2 separate regions of the Mus musculus genome follow, and region 2 is linked to region 1. Evidence: chromatin loops called from intact Hi-C (ENCODE). Cell type or tissue: left cerebral cortex. All regions are shown on one strand. Region 1 overlaps Dpp6 (dipeptidylpeptidase 6). Region 2 overlaps Dpp6 (dipeptidylpeptidase 6).

Region 1 (8,000 bases):
TTCTTGTTCTACCAGAAGAAACATTTTGTAGAGTGCTGGACCATGGACCTTACTCAGACACCCTCTCATGCACGCAGGACTGAACATATAAGGGACGAATCTACGGTGTGTGGTTGGGCGCCCTTGCCATTGTGGGACTCAGAGGCAAGAGTAAAGCCAGGGGACAGAAACAGCTACACACAGAAGCAAAATACTAGAGGATAACCTGTGATCTTTTAAAGATCACAAGGCAAGCCTGGATGGAACTCTCAGGGCTTCTACACCACAGGACACACATGCATGAGAAGAAAATTCAATCCAGTGACTTTAACCAGGCATGCCTCTCGGGGAGTGTCACAGTTTTCCTGAAAAACTCGGGGCTCTCATTTCAATTAGGAAATGATATTCCTTCTAAGCTGGACCACATGAAATGACTTCAAGCTCTGCCTCAAGTGAGAATGGGAAAGCATGAATTGGAAACCTTCCTGGCTTGCTGGCAAAAGTGAAGACTCACCAGGCATCAAGCCTAGAAACTTGATTTGATCCCTGGGAACAATATTGTGGAAGCATCACAGTATGGCACACACACTTAAGTAAATAAAACAAACAAATGAAAATTTTTTAAAAAGACAAAATTCTAGCCAGACCTGATGTTTAACTGGTTTGACCTCACAGAGACACGCACTTCTTCCAGAAGGACTGGCAGTTGCTTACGAGAGCAATCCAATTTTATGCTGCTTGCGTCAAAGAGAAATTTGTGTGTGTCGGCCTGTGGTTAGTGTACAGCAAGGCCCAGTAGAGGAGTTGGTTCCTGTTCTGGCCTCAGCCCTGCTCCCTGTAGCCCTGTGGTAGTGTGCCCCTCGCTTTGGTCTGCCACTGTGACACAGCAGTGAGTATGCCATTTCCTCATCAGGTTGTCACAAGACCTAAGTCTCTGTGGCTGGATTAGAGATAGGGCTTAGGAAATATTCACCAGTGATTATCGACTCAGTGAGGGCTCCATTTCCTTCTACAGGAGAGAAGCGCTGTAGCCCTTCTGAATTATGATGGCTTCACAGCAAAGCTCTTTCTTTAGTACCTGTCAATATAACCTCAGAAAGCTTGAGTTCAGGCCTCAGGAAAACTGTACATCTTCATATTTGATAAGAAAATTATACTATTTGGCTCAGATGTCAAATGAGTCTTGAACATGGTAACAGAGCAATGAAAATGCTATTTATAACCTAAATATCAAACTGTTCCCCAAAGTGACAAGATCAATGCTGCAGCTCAGAGCCTCACCCTCACCAGCAGATGATGCTATTAAAAACATCAGATAACACATCTCTCAGGGAACAGGAAGATGCCGCAGACACCTGCAAAGTCCTCGTGGGATCCAGAGCTTTCCTTCTGATGAGGGAAAGTCAGTGTAGAGTGTTCTAGATCTTCTCACATATGAGAGTCAGGCAGGCTGGAAATCAGACATCCCCTTCTGCTCTCCTATTGCCTGAAAACATGCCTCTGATGCCATGTGGACCTATAGGCTGGGCCGTTCTAGATGAGACTCTTCCATGCTCCCAACCTCCCCCTCCCCACCCGCAATTTAGTGCACAACGAGGTACTGTTTCCATACCCTATAATGATTTTTTTTTAAATAAGGACAGAGTGCCTGAATATTCAGGAGAAAAACAGATTTTAGAATGATTGACTGGGCTAGGATGACATTGATGTCATCTTAAGGAGAGAAGAAGCAAGGAGAGAAAACAGAGGGGAAGAAGGGAATGGGAGAGTAGAGGAGAGGAGAGGAGAGGAGAGGAGAGGAGAGGAGAGGGGGAAGGGAAGAAAGGGAAAAGAAGCAGAAGAGAAAGGGGGAAGAGGAGAGTTTGATGACAAGAATGTTGGGGTTGAGGGGCTCAGACCAGAACATGGCAGGAGGCTAGACAATAAACAGGGTGAGCTCATGAAAGCAGGCACCTGGCTGAGGCTGTGCCCATTAACTCAGTCTGGTGGACTCCATGGGTGCCTTGAGTCCTTTTAATCCTGTCCTGGGTGAAATGAGCGCTTTGGGTTAAAATGAACGACCTGTATCTCAGAGTCTGCTTCTCCTGTCACTGCTCACTCCCCCACCGCTTTCCTTGTGCTGACCTGTACAGCCACGCTAACCAGACACAAAGAAAGCCCTCTAGGTGTTCTGAACAATTCTCAGGCCTGGAGTCAGAGACAGCCACTTGTAGGGCAGGCTTAAAGGTGGCAGGCAGAAAAGAAGAAAGCTCTTGCACTCTGCCTGCTGCACACCATCTGAAAGGCTGTCAGCGGCCTTGGATTTGATTCATGCCAAGCTTTATACTGACACCCACCCCCCTCAGCAGTGATATTTTAAAATCCTCTTTTGTCATTTTAAGCTCCACAGGAAGAGAGATTCCAGAGCTCGTGGGTTTGGAAGAAGAGGGATCTAGGAGAGAACTCATAGGCACTGAGCAAGCAAACTTGGCTGGGCGCTCCATTATTATTTTTCTTATGTTCCTAGTAGCCTGCACATCTATTAGGCCACTGAGTTTTTTGTGATTGCAGGAAAATACTAAAAAGGAACCCAGGAATCCTTGAAACTGAACTACCCTGACAATCGAACTGAACCTGACAACGTGGGTGTCAGGGGAGCCCACACCCACTGCCTGTAGTTCCAGCTGAAGAGAACTGAAAGGTGACATTTCACTCAGCACAGAGAGTGAATGACTGTCCAAGATACAGAGGAGCAGGTAGGTAGCCTATGTGGAAAGGTATTCTCTGAATGTATGCTAACTTGACAATAAAGGGGAAAATATTCTCATTCATACTGTAGAAACAGAATGTTTCTTGAAGACAGCAAGCAAGAGAGGGACCCTTTGAATGGGTCCACCTCTGCAATGCCCAGTAGTCACCAAATTCATAGAGGAAGATGGGTGATGGCCAGCTTCTGGGACAGGGGCAGGAGAGTGACCACTTACTGCCCCAACCTCTTTCTTGTGTAAGTCCTAGAATTGATTGTGGTAATGGTTGGTGCACCACGTGAGTCTACTTTTAAACTCTGAATTGAATACTTCAGATGCCTGAGTTCTATGGCATACAAATCAAATCTAGAGCATTTTCCAGGACATCAGAAGCCCAATGTGTAGGACCCACTAGTGGCTGACCTTCTTGCCCCCACGGCAGAGGTTTTCAGAAAGGTAAAGGGCAGCACTGAGGCCGGCCTGTTTCTAAAAGGGTCTTGGGAATCAGCCTTGGGGAACTGGGCCCTGGGCCTGTAAGAGCAGGTCACACTGTCTTCCTGTGGGTCATTGTGAGGCCAGCTCACCTGAGGCCTTGGGGAGACAGAACTACAGCCTAGGCATGTCTGGATTACCAGTCAAGACTCTGGGGAGCTCAAACTTCCCATTTCGCACATAAGAGATAGATTAGGAATTAGAAGCCCTAGGTGATGTGTGATCCCACATTACTGGCATCTCTATGCGTAGATCAGTCATTGTGAATGACCCTATTACCTGTCTCTTGTAACTTTATCACCTATTAAATGAAAAGAATGACCCAGACCCCTGCTGTCCCTTTCCAACAGGCTAGATCTCCAGACAGTCTGTCTGGGGGTAGAGGATAGGATGTGAATCCAGGGTGTGCCCAGGTAAGGGATTACAGACAAAGTCCCCAGCTAATGGTGTGGCTGGAGATCCAGAAATAGATGCCTCAAGCAAACGCACTGAGAACCATCTGGGCTTCGTGATCCAGGAAGAGAAATGCAGCTTTGGGGACAAGTGTCTAGGAAACTAAAAATAGAGATATGCTAAAGGTCACTGATTATTCCTATATCTTTCTGTGGAACTCTTAGTACAGAGGCACAGCATCTCATTGTCATGGAAACAGGAACACTCCCTGATTCCCAACATCACATGCCACACACAGGTTGTCAAACCAGGCTGTTCCATCTGGCCATGGCAAAGTCACAGAGCCACACCACCAAACAGTCTGGCTCCCCACCTGTCACCTTCTTTCTGCTGCTGTCTATGTTGAAGTCTACCATGAAAAGGACCATGGGTGTGGCAGTCTTTTCAGCTTCTAATTGGGTACCCCTACACTCTGTCACCCCACTGTGAAGGGCTGACTGGACAGTGAAGGGTTTAGAAACAACCCCATTCTCTCTTCTTTCTTCCTAGTTCAACCTCCCATATCCTGAGAAGCCATCTTCATTCTTCCAAGAAAAATTTCCACAGTATGTCAGACCTACCTCTTTCCTTTCTCTATGCATTCCTGGCCACGATGCCTATTGTATAGGAAATGTTCTGCTTTGCATTGCTGGATGCTTCTCTAATGTATGGTTTCCTCACCACTGTAGCACACCTCACCAGAGGATGACCTCAGCAGGAAACTCTCCTCATAGTCCAGGGACTAGAAGTCTAAAGGTGACATCAGGGCTGGTTCCTTCTGAGACCAGGGAGGATGGTCCCAGGCCTCTTTCTGCTGTTGGCAGTCAGTGAAGGTCATTTGGAACCTCTTGGTTTATAGCAGATGCATTATCTAAACCGAAGCTTCCTAAAGTGTGCATTGCTATCCCAGTTGTAATATAACTAAAAAGAGATTCATGAAAAACTGGGTAACACAGACAGGTTTCTGCTTCACAAACAAAAGTTAGTGGAGAATCAAGCATGCAGTGAAACCAAGCTCTTTCTAGAAGCATTTCTCAGTGCTGCAGACATGGCATCACTTCAGCCTTGATTCTGAGCACACAACATGCACCCATGCTGTGTACACCATCTCTCCTTGGGAATGCTCTTGGAGTTAAGAGACTGTGTTCTGAGCTGCAGGCCTTTTAGTGCCTACACATGGTTTTCCACTCTTCTAGAAGCAGAGGTTTACTTCCAGAAAGCAACAACTTTCAGCATTCACCACCATCTCCCTCAGTATGCAGCTCCAGACACAGCACCTCATTTAGTTATCTTGTGGTGGTGTGTTGATTGTAAAAACTGCTGTTTCATTTGCTGACTTGAGTTTCATATAAAAACACTAAAAGAAGTTTTGGTTTGGGATTAGGATAGACTTTCCAACCATTTCTAAAATAGCCCTAAACTTATCTCTGCCATTTTGTACTGTGTACTTACTCAAAGCAGTGTTTTGAGCATTAATGATTATACAATCAAAATATCGATTAACTCTAAGAAGTGTCGAAAATGCCCTATGTCCTGAAGCATCAAGTTTTTAGCCAGGTTGTATTTTTTTTTTTTGTTGTTGTTAAAAGAAGCACATCTCATTAGTATGTGCAATGGGTCAACAGACACTTGGGTGTGTCTATGAAGGCGTTTCCAGAGAGACTTAACTGAGGAAGAATAACTACCCTGAAGATGTGCATCACCATCCCATGGGCTGTGGAATACAATTAAATTAAAAAAAAAAGAGTGAGTAGAAGTTAAGAATGCATCCTTCTGTCTCCTGCCTCAGGATGTGATGTGAGCAGCTGCCCCACACCCCTACCTCCTGCCTCAGGATGTGATGTGAGCAGCTGCTTCACACCCCTGCCTCCTGCCTAAGGATGTGATGTGAGCAGCTGCCCCACACCCCTACCTCCTCGCCTTCCCACCATGATGGACTGTATCTTTGAATCATGAACCCAAATAAACTCTCTTTCATCCAGTTGTTTTTGTCACAGCAACCAGAACATTAACTAGTATAGCACACAAAGTTAAAAATTACATTCTAAAGAATTTTTTAAAGCTAATACATTTAGGATTAACTTCCATTTGTATACATATTTTTCATACTTACATTGGGGCCATGTTAAATTTGCTCTGGTAAAAGTAGGTTGGAGTGGAGAAATCAGAGAGAAAGTTATAGAGCTCGTCTCCATCTGCACAAAGCGCTGCCATGCTTTGTCTAGCTGTGAATCTGAATGAATCCTTCTTTGTACTAGAACAGATGTCAGATGGACTGGGGCCCATATGTACAAAAACGATGTGACCTGGGCAGGTGACATCTCTAAGGCAGGCCAGGAGTCTCTGTGTGAACTGTGGGTGAACACAGCCATGCTCATAGCAGAAAGGCCATTGCTTATCTGACTAGACATGAAGCACAGGCTGCTGGTGTGCTGCCCCTAGAGGCTGAGACTGAAGATGCTATGTTGTTATCACTGGATCAGCAAGGCAAAGGATGCTTCCAGAAGTCCCTCCCTCCCATCTAACCACCTCTTCTACTCCCAAAATCATCAGAAATGCCACTCTCTCTGTTTCTCAAAGGATGCTTTCCAGCTCTTCCAGGGCTCTCCAGTTTCCATCTGGCAGACCTCTCTCTCTCTAGATTCCCTCTCACACCAGTTTCCTTCTCAGTGAGAGAATTTTAGCCACTTTCCCCCTTCAAAACACAGTGGCTGGCAGTGCCTTATTTTTATCACCAGCAACAAGGTTGGTGATTTGTCACATAAATAGTGAGAGGAACTTGAGAGTCTCCTCAAGATGTCAGCACTTTGGGTTCCTGGCTTCTCTGCTACTCCCCATCATTTATTTCCATCTGCAGTCCTTCTGCAATGTGTTTAATTGAGCTCAGATGTGTTGGGCTGGCTGCTGCCTATCTTCCCTGTGCTTGGCAGCATCAAGACACCAACGAAGAAGGAGAAACAGATGCTTAATGTGGGCCATGCAGGTGTGATGTGTGAAGGCTATTAAAAGCCTGGACAAAAAGAACACACACACACACACACACACACACACACACACACACACACACACACACAAAATCTCCTCCCTGCCTCAGTGAGTGAGTGTGTGTGTGTGTGTGGGGGGGGGTAGTAAGAGGATATCACCAACTATTTGTTCCTGTCTCTGAGTGTCTTTTGTTATTTACTGTTGTGGATATCATCCTTGCTGGCTCACAAGCATCCATGGATTCTGTTTCCATCTGCACCCATTGTATCTCACTTCTCCCTTTCATGCCACCATTGTGTTCTATCCAACTATGGTTCATTCTCAGTCCTGATTTCTGCCACTGCATCCAAAATACAACATGAATGGATCTTGAGTCACCTGCTGGGTGAGGATGGGGGTCCTATCACATGGCCACCAGGCAGTTTCATGATAAATTTTCCTGATACCTCTGTTGGCATATTTCAAAATCTTCAGGGTATGTGAGCAAGTTAGTTGTGGTAATTCCCACAATGGTACCTACGCAAAAGCATCACAGAAAGGGCAAGAATGATGTAAAAATTCACGTGTGTCATTAGTCTTTCTAAGTCTTTCAATGAACCTGAACCATACTCAGAATGAACCTACTGTCTGTACTTCTTTCCCCATCACTAGTCCCTCTGCCTCTGAAAGGACTCAGTGCTGGGGCTTCCCTCTGACTTCAGGTCCATGTCTTTATGGGTGCTTGACTGGCTCTGTCTCCTGCTCCATTGGGTGATTGGCCATTGAACTTATCTTGCCACAAGGCCTGTGTTGACCATCTGATGTCAGCACAACCCTTGTGCCTAGCTCTGCAATGCTGCCTACCCGCCTGATTTGAGCACTACTGGCTCTAACTTCTTGTGTAGGGTTCATGCTGCTCTCTGGTAGAACTACTTTTCCTTATTCCTATTCTTGCTGTTTCACTGAGAGATCCCAGCCAAAGTGTCCTGCTGCATAACACTGTGATTCTGGCATTTCAAACTGATGCCCTTCAAGGAGCATAGATCCCCTTTGGGACACTTAGAACATGCTCACACATAGTGTCAGGAGCCCTGAATTATGACTCTTGACAGATCTTCCTCCTTCCCCAGCATCCTTTACTGTGTCTTGGACCACAAGGGAAGGAGACACTGCCTAGGTCATGGTGATCATCTCCCTTCAAGTGATGATGCCCAGCCCTGGAATTTGAGTACTACTGGCTCTGGCTTCTTGGGTAGTGCTCGTGCTGCTTTCTGGTAGAACTACTGTTCTGAATGGTGGTGCTAAGATCATGTGTGACTTGCATCAAACATCAGAAGCTACCCACAACCCTGAGAAGAGAAGATTATATTAGGAACCTAGGGTTCCAACATTGTTCAGGTTCAAAGC
Region 2 (8,000 bases), 120 kb before region 1:
AATACAGAGAGGCTCAGGTGCTGGGTATCCGTGTCTGGGACTGGCTGATGGGAAGCTCCTGGGATGTGTGATAGCCACAGCATTCTACATGTTTGGTGCATGAAACCATTTGAAAGTAGCTAACACACTGCATTCTGTATTATATGTGTTTTACCTCAAGAAGAATGAATGAATTTAATTGAATGAATGAATGAATGGAGTAGTTAAAAAGCATCTAATCTCCCTCAAAGTTCCTCATGGGTTCAAACTTACTGGAAATTGTTTCTTCCTGTATGCTAAGCAGTTGAGGAGGGAGAAGCCACTGCCATGTAAAAAGAGCAGGGTGACCACTTGCCCTGTGAGACCTTTGAGACAAGAGTCAACGGAAGGCCTCTTTTTATATAACGCAATGCAGATCTGCATCAGCCAGAATTAACTTAATAAAAATAGTGAAACCAAGTTAAAGGATTATTTTTACATTTTCCTGAAGCCTAGTCCTTAAAGAAAAATGAAGTTCCCGGGAAGAGGAGGCAGCATGCCCAGGGCACTGCTCCTCGGGCTGGGCTCTAAGCTCCATCCCTTTACACAGATATCTGATGATGGCCATATTAATCCATCACATTAGCATCCTTCCCCCTTCTGTTCTGCTCATACTCAGAATGAAAGAATAGAGAAGAGGTAAAAATGAGAACTAAGCAAAAGGTGCAGAGAAACACAGGCAGAGGATGGAGTGGGTGGTGGAGACTTGAGTGCCAATTGCTCACTTCAGTGTGGATATGAAAGACATGGCAGAGGAGGCAGAGGAACTCCATCCTCAAGACCAGCCCCAGGAGATCCTTAGAGTGATGGGAAAGGGATGGGGTCTCAGGGCACAACCCAGACAACCTTTACAGCTTGATTCTATCTGTTCAGGCAGACAGTAGAACTGGTGGTGGATAAGCACAAACTTCCATGCTCCATCCTAGGATGATGGGGACTCAGGTATACCAGTTGTCTTGCAGAACCTGCACTAGCACAGACTCCTGAGGCCTCTCTGTGCTATGCTGGCAGCTTCCCTTTCTAGGTTTAGCTGTCTTCTTGGCTTCTGGTTGCACATTAGAATTTGACCACACATAATAATGCATTAGTGGTGATTCCTTCTGTTGTCCTAGTAATATATTTTTAAACTGTATAGCATCTTTGTTCCATATACCAATAGATAAATCAACAAGGTCAGCAGGGAGAGACAGATGACACCAGGAGAGGCAGGGAATCAGCACCTAACCCCACCATACCTTCAAGTCAGCCCCAGTGATCAGCACTATAAATGGGAAGTGGCCAACCATGAGATTTTGCCTTCCTCTCAGAAAACTGTATGTTCCCAGTAAGGCAACCCAATAATCCTCCATGAAGCATGAAGGCAGGTGCTTTAAATTGCTCTTCAAGATGTCTTCTCATTTGCTCACAATCAGAGAGCAGTCAGCCTTCCTTCAGAGACCAGGCTACTTGAACTGATTCTATCTGAAGACTCCAATCTAATAAGGACTTGAAAGCAATCTTCAACTTCTGCTGGGGCAAGCCCTGAGCCACAGTCTCTGCTGAAGCTTGCCCTGAGCACAGCTCAGGTCAGTATCTTTGATGCAGGCTTGCCCCAGCCTTATTCAATCATCAACACCCTTGAGGGGTGTTCTCAGATCAATTGAAACACCTGTTGCTGTGGAGGTGGGCGCATTCCCTTTTCCTGGGCTCACATAGTCTAATGAAAGGCCACATGGGAAAGGATTTGACCATACTATCCACACTACCATGCAACCTTGAGATATTCAGTCTCCCCAGACCATGGCAAGGGTGGGCTGAAGTCCATTAATCCATGTTGCCAGTCAGTAGGAACAGTCTTGTTTAGGCAGATGATTCCTGGCTCCTTTTTTTGAAATTTGGGAAAGAGACCTTTTTTTCATTCATGGATCACAAGACATAAGTATATATGGGCAGCCAGATACCTGCTATCTCCTACCTTGCTCCTCCATTGTGCCCAGACAAGCCATGTGCCCTGGAAACCTGGTTTAGGAACCAAGCAACAATTTAGACCTCACAGGTCAGGCTGTGGGGCATCACAGTCAGGCTACCAATCATTCATTTGTTCTCATTCAGGAGAGTTGGCCATGAAAAGAGGGGAATTAGGCTGTTTCCTGTTATTCTGAAGTCTCCTTCTAACTTATTTACACCCTATCACTGAGTGGGTTGTTTTGTTTTTCCCCTGAGACACAATTATAGATCACACATGCCAGACTCTTAGTGAATGCCTGGCCAACTAAATCAAGGCATTTACCCCTTGCTGTGTGTTCAGGCCTTTTACATAGATTGGAGCCTACAGATGTGACATAAAGATACTTGCTAAAAAGAAGCAGATCAAGGCTTTTTCCAAGGTGTCAACAGCACTTCCCACCCTTCTGGCTATGCCTCATCCAGGCAAGTTTTCTAGTCTTGTGTTTGCATCTTTGGAAGATAATCTTAACCTGGTTTGGGTTCACCAGGGGTGACACTGATCCTGCCATTTATGCTATAAAACGAAAAGGGTAAGGGAAGCCATTTACGGGTGGGATAAAAGAAGGAACCTGGAGATGAGGGCAGATCTTGGACACAGAAAGCTATTTTCCAAGAAGCAGGAGGGTAGTAGTCCACAAATTGCACTGCACAGTGGTACTCAGCACTCAGAAGATGTTTTGAGACTGAGTTAGCACAGCCTGGCCTTCCAACAACTAAATGGCAACCTGAGAAGAGATGAATGCCAGTTTCAGTCCTTACACTTGAATGATTGCCACTGGCACAGTAACTCGAGCCAAGAGGAGACTGACTGAAAGTCTCACATCTCAAAGCCAAGCAGCAGTGTAAGCTTTCCTCTGCATGCAGCTGGGCTGTGGGCAGCTGCTGCAGCACTTACGCCCACCTAAGCAGAGTGTCCTGTTGTCTGCCTACAGCCTCCATTCCATTCCAGTCACCCAGCTTCCATTCACGTGTTTGTACTCTTCAGTCAATTGTGCCCTTGACCAATCACATCTTACCTCTCTGACAATAGGTAACTGAGTAGGTTTGGGTGTGTGCACCTGCCAACACCAAGGTTTGGAATGCAGTTCCAGCTGTAGGTTCCCTAAAGTCAAATCTAGCCTCCTGCCATTCACTGTGTGTGTGTGATTTAATGTCTCCAAGATCACTGTTCCATAAGATATGTCCTAAAATACAGTGTTCCCCAAATGTTACTTCAATTAGCACAACTGAGAGCCACACGGTAGAGTTTACATAGGAACCATTTTGGTTGCTTCCAAAAATATTCCCCATGAATTGTATAAGTGTGGGATGCACTGATGCCTTCATAATGGAAGGTGCCATGTGTACCATGTCTTACTTGAGTGTCAGTGCTAGGAGATAGCCCCCATGTTTAAGATGTCCCCACTTGACCTTGTCACACAGAATCCAGAACTCACCCTCTATTTCCACTCATAAGTGCACCCACTTCCTCAACAATGATCCTGAGGGTTCTCCATGCCAGGTATGGTTCTGAGGGCTGACGGGATCAGGCAAACAGACCTCCTCTCCCTCTTCAGCATGTTCACTGGTAGAGGACAAATGGCTTTACAGGTAGGATTTCAAAGGTGCTATAAAGAATGAGACACGGTGAGGGGTCATTGAATATGTATAGGGAGCAGGTTATTAGGCAGCAGAGAAAGGGAGAGGCAAGCACATTCCATGCCTGGTTTTCTCTTGGTTGCCATTTTCACTGGAGTTCAAGCCCCACCTGCCCCAGGGCAGGCAGGAACACAGGTTTTTCTGCACATTTCTAATCCCCGAACAGTGGCAATAACTGATTTGCAGCCATGACATGCCACCTCATAGCTTTCTTCCCCTGTTTGTGGTTTGAAGACTGCCCTACAGAGACTGCTCCTACCCAAATCAGCTAGCCCTACCCCCTTGTTCAGCTGTATGCAATAAACCCACTTCCTTGTGTAGGTGTGCATAATAAATGTGCTTCTGGAGTGTTGAGCCTCCCCTCATCAGGGCAAGCACAGGCCATCTGGTCCCAGCTTTGCTGTTTCTGTGTTCATGTGTCTCTCTTTATTCCCTCACCGTCCCTAGTAAGGATTCTAGGCCCCAAGCTGTTCAAAGATGTGATAGGGCAAGGAAAATTAAAATCAAGAGGAAAGAAAGCTCTGGGCCCCTTTAGTCAGATGCTCACAAAAATGAAGAAAGTCCAAGTCCACCATCTACCTTGAACCTTTCAGGAGACATAGGTGTGTGTGGGGGGGAAGGGGGTTGGTTGGGGGAGGGGGACCATGGCATGTGTCTCCACTGGGGACATTGCTGTGCAATGACAAAGGAGCACTTAGGATAAGGTGTTCCCACTGGAGCCACTGGGTAATTCAGGTCTTTCCTCTAATTCTTTGAAAATGGAACATTTTCCGATCAGGTAATGCAAATCTAATGGCCTCCTGCTCCACACTGCCCCAGGCCTGAATGCATTACTGAGAAAAGATGATTATTTTCTGCCACTTTCAAGAGAGGATATAAAAAGCCAACATTTATTGACCTTACCAAAGCCTTTGATGCAATTAACAGCAATTTGGCTAGAATAAAACTGCATGCAATTGACCTTACTTCATTAGTCTGAAGATTATTTCACAAATGGAGAGCAAAGTGCTGCAATTTAACAGATGAACTCCGATCACTGATTAAATGAATCTTATTTCAATTCCGACAAACCAGGAGCGCTTTCTAAAGATAATGCATTAATGAAAAAGACACTACACGTGTTTACTTTGAGATCAGAAGAAACTAGTGTGTGTGTGTTTGTGTGTTTAATTTTCCATGAATTTCTTTCTATCTTAACTTCTTGTTTTACATCTTAAGATCAAAGATCCATTATTCCATGTTTTTATGAGACATCTAAGATAGATGGTAGCCCAGAGGAAGATGGGTCTTTCCTTTTATTTGGGTAGGATTCCAAGCCAATAAAATTTTATTCATATTTCTAAACATCTGGAATACAATGTAAAGTTTTCTATAAGGTGAAATCTCACTCATTACAAAACTTTAGCTGCCAATGTCTGTGTGTCACTTCTGGCCCACCTATCTCCACTGTGAGGCTGTTGTGCCTGCTGTCCTTCCAGCCCTCCTCCTGCTTCCTGCATGCATTCTGAATTCTGCTTTAGTTCAGTGACTTTTGGTAGGATTTGATATGAAGACACATTTGCAGGCAAGTGCTCCATCCAACCTGAGAGGAGAAGACTGGTCACTGCTTCCACTGTTGTGACTCTAGAGATGACCCGTGGTCTATGGCATTCTATCTCTTTCTCACACCCTTAGTCAACAAGTGAAAGGCAATTGAGTATACATTTGCTTAGTACTGACCTGAGTCCCGTTAACACAGAGGAAATACCCAGATTTAACTTTCAACATAATGAAAAGCAAGATTGTGAAAACCATGAAAAAAGAAAACTCTTTCAAATACAAACCAGTAAAATGAGAAGCCAGTGACAGACTAGTGTGCACTGTGCAGCCTTCAGCTAAGTAACACAAAACAAAACAGAATGGGAATAACAGAGAAAGAAAAGTCATAGGACAAAAGAATCATAGTGGTATCACTACCCTCATAGGAATCACTGACAAAGATGTGTGAGACCACCACCCAGGAAACTCAGAGAAATCAGAGACCAAAAAAAAAAAAATCAGTGACGCACACCACCACCACCCAGAGTGCAACAGGGTTTGTGACAAGTAGATCACTCCGATCATTTGCCTCCTACTTAAGTTCTGTGCTAATGACACCCAAAACAACTCTCTCTCTCTCTCTCTCTCTCTCTCTCTCTCTCTTTCTCCCCCTCCCCCTCCCCCTTTGTTATAAATATAACAAAGCTCAGGGAAAACAAGAAAGGGATGTGTTTCATAAATCAAATAAAAATAATATTTCATTACATGATGAAAAAGGAAAATGCTAAACAAAAAGGCAAGACCAGGAAGCAACACTGTGTCCATGTTCTCAGACTGACTCCCAGCAACACTGTGCCCATGTTCTCAGACTCCCAGCAACACTGTGTCCATGTTCTCAGACTGACTCCCAGCAACACTGTGTCTATGTTCTCAGACTGACTCCCAGCAACACTGTGTCCATGTTCTCAGACTCCCAGCAACACTGTGTCTATGTTCTCAGACTGACTCCCAGCAACACTGTGCCCATGTTCTCAGACTCCCAGCAACACTGTGTCTATGTTCTCAGACTGACTCCCAGCAACACTGTGTCTATGTTCTCAGACTGACTCCCAGCAACACTGTGTCCATGTTCTCAGACTGACTCCCAGCAACACTGTGCCCATGTTCTCAGATTGCCATGAGCTACTGTGAACAGCAACAGATGAAAGGTCACGTCACAAACATGGTTTGTTTGCAATATTCCAGGTGATGTCTCACAGGGAGGAGATATGAGTAACTTACATTGATCAATCAGTGGGGGAGGATTATGGAAACGTACTATTAGAGCAAAATAATAGCTTGAATAAGTTACCTGAAAAGACCATAGGAAAAGTAGCCTGGCCACCAGAGCACTGGGAAAGAAACTCCCAAGATTCCATCCACTCCCTCTCTAAAGACCACCACAACCAAGAGCAAACCTGCCTGGACTATTGCCCCTGTATGAAGGCAAAAGGAATGGTATTCCCCTACATTGTTGATGGGCATGTGGGTCACTGTAAGTACAGTCATCTCTTTCTATCTTATCCCTTGGATTCAATCACCTGCAGACTGAAAATATCTTTAAAATATTGGTCCTGGAAGAAGGTTCTGTGGATGAAAACACTTGCCAATCAAGTCCAACATCCCGAGTTTAATCTCCAGAACCCACAAAAAGTTGCATGTAGTGGTGAGTATCAACAGATTGTGTGGAGAGATGAAAGGCAGAGACAGAGCACTCTCTCAGAAGTCTGTGAGCCAGTAACCTGCAGTAATGGGGAACTCAGAAAGGCAGAAACAAGAAGAGAGACTCTACTCCAGCAAGGTGGATGGAGAGAACCAACTCTCTACAGCTAGTAGTTCTCCAACCGGCACGTGCAAGCTGTGGCATTTGCAGCATGCATACATGTACACACACACACACACACACACACACACAAACATACACACACACACACACACACACACACACACACACACACACACTTTTTAACTTCAAAAATACTTTCCCTAAATTGTATCCATTTTGCACTGACTGTTCTCAGCACAGCGTATGCAGGTGGGGTTGGCCCCTTTTGCAGTCATGACCTTGGCTCAAGTTCTCCCCCTGCTTTTTTGGCTTTCCATAGCCAGGGCAAATACCCAGACTTACAAGGACCATAACTTGCTCTTGCCTTTGAATCCTGTGTCTAGTCCAGTGCCAGACACACAGTTAATAAAGATTACTACAAAGATGACTGAGCTCAGACCTGATAGACGATGGCAGAAATTCTTCTTGACCCCAGAGGGCATGGTGATTGGGAAAGAAATTTTGGTAAAGAGATTTCTTTTCTTCAAAAAAATTTTTCTTGAGAAGCCTGAGGTAAGAGGACAGGATGTTTGTCCTGTGAGCCACAGACTCCTGTCTGTCATTGGCATAGAGTCAGCTGTCCGCCACCAGAGCTTTGGTGTAACCTTCCTAGTCTGGATGTACATTAGAGCCAACACTGTCGTCCAGTGCCAGCTGTCTACTGCTGGTCTTTAGGGGGCAACAGTTCCTGTTTCTGGGAAGCAGTTTTAATAGGTTAGACGCTTAGCTTGCGTGGATGTCTTTTCTTCTGCACAATCTCAAAAGAATCAGAGTTGGTACAAATAGCTATTTTTAAAGCAATCAAAGGAAAGTGAGCAACCACAGCCCTTTCTAGTTGCTTGAACACTCTGCAAAAGATCACTGTGAAGAGGTGGATATCTTTATGGTAGGTAAAAGCCTATATATGTCAAAGAGCTTTTATGAAATCAACTTAATCAACAACCTTAGTTGTGGCTTGGGGTATCAGATTTGGGTC

The links. Hi-C counts contacts between places; a loop is a spot of excess contacts. Peaks named below come from ENCODE experiments on the same cell type or tissue, not always from the same donor. Only the 100,000 strongest peaks of a DNase experiment are listed, where the experiment ranks them.
Region 2: it touches region 1 in a loop (9-fold over the local background); 3 of 42 quality-filtered maps call a loop at or near these places.

The regions. Positions count from the first base shown.
Region 1 is chr5:27,199,246-27,207,245 of GRCm38, reverse strand. All of the region lies in intron 1 of Dpp6 (dipeptidylpeptidase 6), which reads right to left. Among named protein-coding and RNA genes, the nearest start is that of Dpp6, 150 kb to the right of the region's middle. In left cerebral cortex, a CTCF peak has its summit at 6,074; DNase peaks (open chromatin) are centred at 2,333, 3,850 and 6,446; H3K27ac peaks cover 330 bases.
Region 2 is chr5:27,319,567-27,327,566 of GRCm38, reverse strand. All of the region lies in intron 1 of Dpp6 (dipeptidylpeptidase 6), which reads right to left. Among named protein-coding and RNA genes, the nearest start is that of Gm52769, 180 kb to the left of the region's middle. In left cerebral cortex, no CTCF peak of the experiment used is centred here; DNase peaks (open chromatin) are centred at 2,852, 3,205, 3,988, 7,975 and 2 more places; H3K27ac peaks cover 447 bases.